2 separate regions of the Homo sapiens genome follow, and region 1 is linked to region 2. The links are chromatin loops, found by intact Hi-C in ENCODE. Cell type or tissue: B cell. All regions are shown on one strand. Each heading gives the region's core, and the rest is flanking DNA. Links, peaks and the distances in the headings are about the cores only. Region 1 has its middle 8.5 kb from the start of PEX39. Region 2 has its middle 4.3 kb from the start of PRPH2.

Region 1 (2,916 bases), core at 236-2,735, 170 kb after region 2:
GGAACCATCAGTAAACACTGTCAGAGCATTTTCTAAAGGTTTATGTCTAGTAATTTTAGGTAAAATCCAAGTAGTCAATTTTAAAAACTGGAAGATTTTTGTTTTTGGGTAATGATTGTCAATAATTCCCACAAAATCAGCAAGACCAATCTGCCATGCACCAGAATTGATAAAGGCTTGTCTAACCTGTTCCTTGTTTAAAGGAACAATGATTTTATCTGAGTCACTTTCACACAATTTTATTATTCGTAATCTTGCCTGACCAATTAATGTAGCCATTTGATCCAAGTACAATGTAAAAGTCTTAATTGTACTATGAGGAAGGAAGAACCACTCCACAAGATCTGTATTTTGAGCAATAATGCCTGTTGGAGAATGTGCAGTAGCAAAAATCAAAAGTTGGAGTGGGGCTAAGTGATCTATTCTATTTACTTGTGCTGACCGAATTTTTTCTTCAACTAATTCAATTTCTTTAGTTGCTTCTGGAGTTAATGTTCTTTTACTATTCAATTCTGGATCCCCTCTTAAGATAGAGAACAAATTTGACATGGCATAAGTAGAGATGCCTAGAGTTGGCTGAATCCAATTAATATCTCCTAGCAATTTTTGAAAGTCATTTAATGTTTTTAATGTGTCTTTTCTTATTTCTATTTTTTATGGTTTAATTTTCGTTTCCTCCACCTGCATTTCCAAGTAATGGAAAGGAGTAGAGGTTTGAATCTTATCAGATGCTGTCGTCAGTCCTGCGTTTGCAACCTCTGTCTGCAGAAATGTGTAACAGTCAATTAATTTGTCTCTCCTTTCTGTAGCACACAAAATATCATCAACATAATGAATGATATAAGAGTCTGAAAACTGTCTCTAATTGGTTGAAGAGCTTGAGCTACAAAAGTCTGGCAAATAGTTGGACCATTAAGCATTCCCTGAGGCAACACTTTCCACTGAAACCTGGTGGCTGGTTCTTTATTATTTATGGCTGGTATAGTAAAAGCAAATTTTTCAAAATCCTGTTTTGCCAGAGGAACGGTAAAAAAGCAATCCTTCAGATCAATTATAACTAAAGGCCGATCTTTGGGGATCATGACCGGAGAGAGCAACCCAGGTTGGAGAGCCCCCATGGGTTGAATTACAGCATTAACGGCTCTTAAGTCGGTCAGCACGCGCCATCTGCCGGATTTTTTCTGAATTACAAACACAGGAGAATTCCAAGGCGAAAATGAAGGCTCAATATGTCCCTTTTCTAATTGTTCCTTTGCTAATAAGTGTAAAGCCTCCAGCTTTTGTTTTGGTAGCAGCCACTGATTCACCCATACAGGTTTTTTTGTTTTCCAAGTTAATGGAATGGGTTTTGGAGGCTCTACAGTGGCCGCTCTTAAAAAGGATACCCTATTCCTTTTCTTTTTTGAGTTTTTTCAGCCTCAATTGGGACTTTAATGCTGTCTTCATTCTTTCCTAGTCCCTTTTCAGGGAGATATCCCATTTTAGTTATGATTTTTTGACTCGTGGGGCTGTATTGGGGGCTGGGATAGTAATCGCTGCATGCCATTGTTGTAACAAGTCTCGGCCCCATAAATTAATTGGAATAGAAGTGATCATAGGCTGAACTGTACTTTCTTGATCATCAGGTCCTAGACAATGTAAACTCATGGCACTTTGATACACTTCTGAGGCAGTGCCTACGCCGACAAGTCCTGTAACAGGCTTTTGTTTAGGCCAATTTTGGGGCCATTGATTTAAGGCAATGATAGCACCATCACCCAGTATCCACTAATCCTTCAAACTGCTTTCCCTGAATAGTGACTGCACACACGGGTCTATCCTCTGAGACCTGACTAGCCCAATAAGCGGCTTTTCCGGCAGGGTTGGTACTTCCAAACCCTCCTGTTCTTTCCGTTTTGTTTTTCCCAATTTTAATACAAGGCAAAAGCAGTAATTGTGCAATTCTATCACCTGGATTGGCACTCCAGGGAACAGTGGAGCTGATCACTAACTGAATTTCCCCTTTATAATCTGAATCAATTACACCAGTATGAATTTGGACTCCCTTCAAATTTAGACTTGATCTCCCTAAAATAAGGCCTACCGTCCCTTCTGGCAGCGGGCCATATACCCCTGTAGGAATCTTTTGCGGGGGCTCTCCAGGGAGTAAAGAAACCATTTGAGTAGAACACAAATCTACTGCTGCGCTGCCTGCTGTGGCAGGGGACAGCTGTTGTATTGTTGTAATTGGCTGACTCCCTGAAGTGGTGGTATTTCCTGCGGGAGTTTTTGTCCCTGAAAACCCTGAGGAACAAACGGCTGAATCGGAATGCCCCAATTTGTTGCGGGGCCTGAGGCTGGCCCCTCTTCCCATTTCCCCAACAATGGTTGCCCATCTTTATCAAATTTAGAATGACATTGATTAGCCCAATGTTTTCCTTTTCCACATTTTGGACACAGGCCAGGTGGCTCTTTATTTTTTGCCGTTATAGCTTGATTTATTTATATTTATATTTTTCTTTTTTTTGAGACGGAGTCTGGCTCTGTTGCCCAGGCTGGAGTGCAGTGGTGCGATCTCGGCTCACTGCAAGCTCTGCCTCCTGGGTTCATGCCATTCTCCTGCCTCAGCCTCCCGAGTAGCTGGGACTATAGGCACCCGCCACCACGCCTGGCTAATTTTTTGTATTTTTAGTAGAGATGGGGTTTCACCATGTTAGCCAGGATAGTCTCGACCTCCTGACCTTGTGATCTACCAGCCTCGGCCTCCCAAAGTGCTGGGATTACGGGTGTGAGCCACCGTGCCCGGCCAGCTTGATTTATTATATTCTGTTTACTTAAGACTGGGCAACTCCTTTTCGGATGACCGATTTGACCACAATTATAACATTTTTTCCCAAATGTTCTAACTTGTCCTCCTAAAGCGACTCCCGCTATTGC
Region 2 (2,916 bases), core at 105-2,604:
GCAATCCTTCTGCCTCAACCTCCCAAATTGCTGAGATTACAGGTGTGAGCCACCTCACCCACCCTAAAATTTAAAATGCATTAAAATTCCCAAAGATCCAATAATCTTACTTCTCAGAACAGCCTGTGCATAAGTACAAGGGCTTTTAAGAACAAACCAAGGCCATGTGTGGTGGTTCATGCCTGTAATTCCAGCACTTTGGGAGGCCAAGGCAAGTGGACCACTTGAAGTCAGGAGTTCAAGACAAGCCTGGCCAACATGGTGAAGCCCCATCTCTACTAAAAATACAAAAAAAAAAAAAATAGCTGGGCATGGTGGCAGGCACCTGTAACCCCAGCTATACTCCCAGAGGCTGGCTGAGGCATAAGAACCACTTGAACCCAGGAAGCAGAGGTTGCAGTGAGCTGAGATCACACCACTGTACTCCAGCCTGGGCGACAGAGCAAGACTCCATCTCAAAAAAAAAAAAAAAGAACAAACCAATCTTGTCATCAAATTCCTGTCCACCTAATACCAAAAAGGGTTTCATGATTAGAATATGAAGCCTGTGAGCTCTTGGTGGCAAGTGGGTCAAAACTCTAATCCAGAATCTCCTTTCTTCCCTTATGTGCATTGATTCCCCTACACTAGACTCACTACCCACACACTCCTCTTCAAGGTCTCCAAATCATTATGTAAATCAGAGGAATAGTCTCCACAGGCAGAGGAGGTGTAAGAACTAAGCAACAAGACATGAGTTTTCCCATCCAACAATCACCTTGGAAAACAAAGCACTTATTCCATTGCTCAGCTCAAGTCTGGACTCCAAATGGGAGTGATTTCAAAAGCCAGGTCCTGAGCCATATGGGGAAACATTCTTGTTATACTATAGTCACACAGCATTTTGGGTCAAAAACAATATTACCCAAAGTGATCACTCTTCTAACAGCCAGTGTTGGCTTATAATAGCTTTGGATTATGAAAGGATTTCAACTCTTTATCATCAAGGACATTGAAAAGAATTGCTGCCACTTTTGAAGTTGTTTCCTTTTGTTTTGCTTTTTCCAAAAGAGGATGTTCAGACAACCAGAGGACTCATACCTCCTACAAAAAGTAAAATAAAAATTGGAAGACAATTGTCCTGCAGGAAATAGGATGTAGATGACTGTGACGCTATCACAGAGAGCCTCTTAGAAGCACACGTGCAGACAAGAGAAAATCAGAGGGAAGAAGAGGAAGAAAGATTTAATGTAGAAACCAGAAACAAAAATTTAAAAATAGCTCTACAAGGGTAACCCGATTAGTCAGGCACCTCTTTCTCCTCAAATGACCTTGAGGTTGTAAATACGACGAGGAGGGCGGTGCTGAGCCCATAGCAAGTCTGTGGATGCCCCCTGGTGGCCCTAAATAGAATGGCTTCAATGGATGGAAATTTAACGTGCTCGCATCCCCAGCACGTTAAATTACCCAGAAAAGTAAGAGAAAAAGAACAGACACATCAGAAATGTCTCTGGCCAAACCTTTCAAGTACGAATCAAGGCAAGATATGGCGATGAACAAGCAGAGAAAAGTGGACTGCAAAGGAAGCAGTAATTAATCTGTCAGAGAAGGGAGGGCTCCTTCCTGCTTCCGGACCATGTTGGATGTGAGTCTAGATGCGAGACATCTATTATAGAGATAATAGAAGAGGTTAGCGGAACCAAGGATGGTTCACTTTTCTTCTTTAGAAATACCATTAATGCTGATCGTCTTCGCCGCCGCCTGCGTGCTCGCCTTCGCGCCCGGCCCGGCCTCGCCCCGGTCTTCGCCTCCGCCTCGGCCGCAGAGCTTGCCCCCTCCCCACCCGCAGACAATGTCCGAGTCCAAGAACGGCCCCGAGTATGCTTCGTTTTTCGCCGTCATGGCAGCCTCGGCCGCCATGGTCTTCAGCGCCCCGCGCGCTGCCTATGGCACGGTCAAGACCGGTGCCGGCATCGCGGCCATGTCTGTCATGCGGCCGGAGCTGATCATGAAGTCCATCATCCCGGTGGTCACGGCTGGCATCATCGCCATCTATGGCCTGGTGGTGACAGTCCTCATCGCCAGCTCCCCGAATGACGACATCAGCCTCTACAGGAGCTGCCTCCAGCTAGCGCCGGCCTGAGCGTGGGCCTGAGCGGCCTGGCAGCCGGCTTTGCCATAGACATCTTGGGGGACGCCGGTGTGCGAGCCACGGCCCAGCAGCCCCGACTATTCATGGGCATGATCCTGATCCTCATCTTCCCCGAGGTGCTCGGCCTGTACGGTCTCGTCGTTGCCCTCATCCTCTCCACAGAGTAGCCCCTCTCCGAGCCCACCAGCCACCGAATATGATGTAAAAACCACCCCTCCTCATTCCAGAACGAAGAGCCTGACACACACGCACGGGACCGCGGCCCCCAGTAGTTGATCTTGTACATGCGCAGCGCAGCGTCCTAGTGCCGGTTGTCTGTTGCCCTGGCCTTGCCCCCACCCCACCCCCCACGCCGCCCCGTGCCATGGACATCTGGGTCCACTCATCGCCCCTCCAGGCCCCCGGTGCCCCACCCCCTAGAGTGCTCTGTGTATTCGGATGACTTAGAGTTGTCATTTCTCTTCACTGGATGTTTATTTATAAAGATCTGGCCTGTTCCCGCGTCTGCGGAGAGGCCCTGGTCTCCCAGCTGTCTATAACCTTAGCTAGAGTGTGGCCTTGTGGGCTCCTGTTGCTGAGACCTCCTGGATGGAGCTGCCCTCGCCACCGGGCCCTTGGCCCTGCACGGAGCTCTGTCCAATAAAGTTCTCGGATTTGGGGGGAAAAAAAAGAAATGACCATTAATGCTATTATAATAACGAAATTATACCGTTTTTCTTGGCCAGGTGTGGTGGCCCACTCCTGTAATCCCAGCACTTTGGGAGGCCAAGGTGGGAGGATCGCAT

Evidence for each region. Peaks named below come from ENCODE experiments on the same cell type or tissue, not always from the same donor. Only the 100,000 strongest peaks of a DNase experiment are listed, where the experiment ranks them.
Region 1: a loop joins it to region 2, with 11 times the contacts of the local background. A loop is called at or near these places in 19 of 110 quality-filtered maps.

Annotation. Positions count from the first base shown.
Region 1 is chr6:42,897,898-42,900,813 of GRCh38, forward strand. No RefSeq gene overlaps it. Among named protein-coding and RNA genes, the nearest start is that of PEX39, 8.5 kb to the left of the region's middle. In B cell, for the core only: a CTCF peak has its summit at 1,179 (motif pointing left); a DNase peak (open chromatin) is centred at 1,144.
Region 2 is chr6:42,725,403-42,728,318 of GRCh38, forward strand. It overlaps the pseudogene ATP6V0CP3. Among named protein-coding and RNA genes, the nearest start is that of PRPH2, 4.3 kb to the left of the region's middle. RefSeq lists enhancers at 1,130-1,199, 1,440-1,579, 2,080-2,129. In B cell, for the core only: CTCF peaks have their summits at 1,387 (motif pointing left) and 1,593; a DNase peak (open chromatin) is centred at 1,369; H3K4me3 peaks cover 1,416 bases; H3K27ac peaks cover 1,513 bases.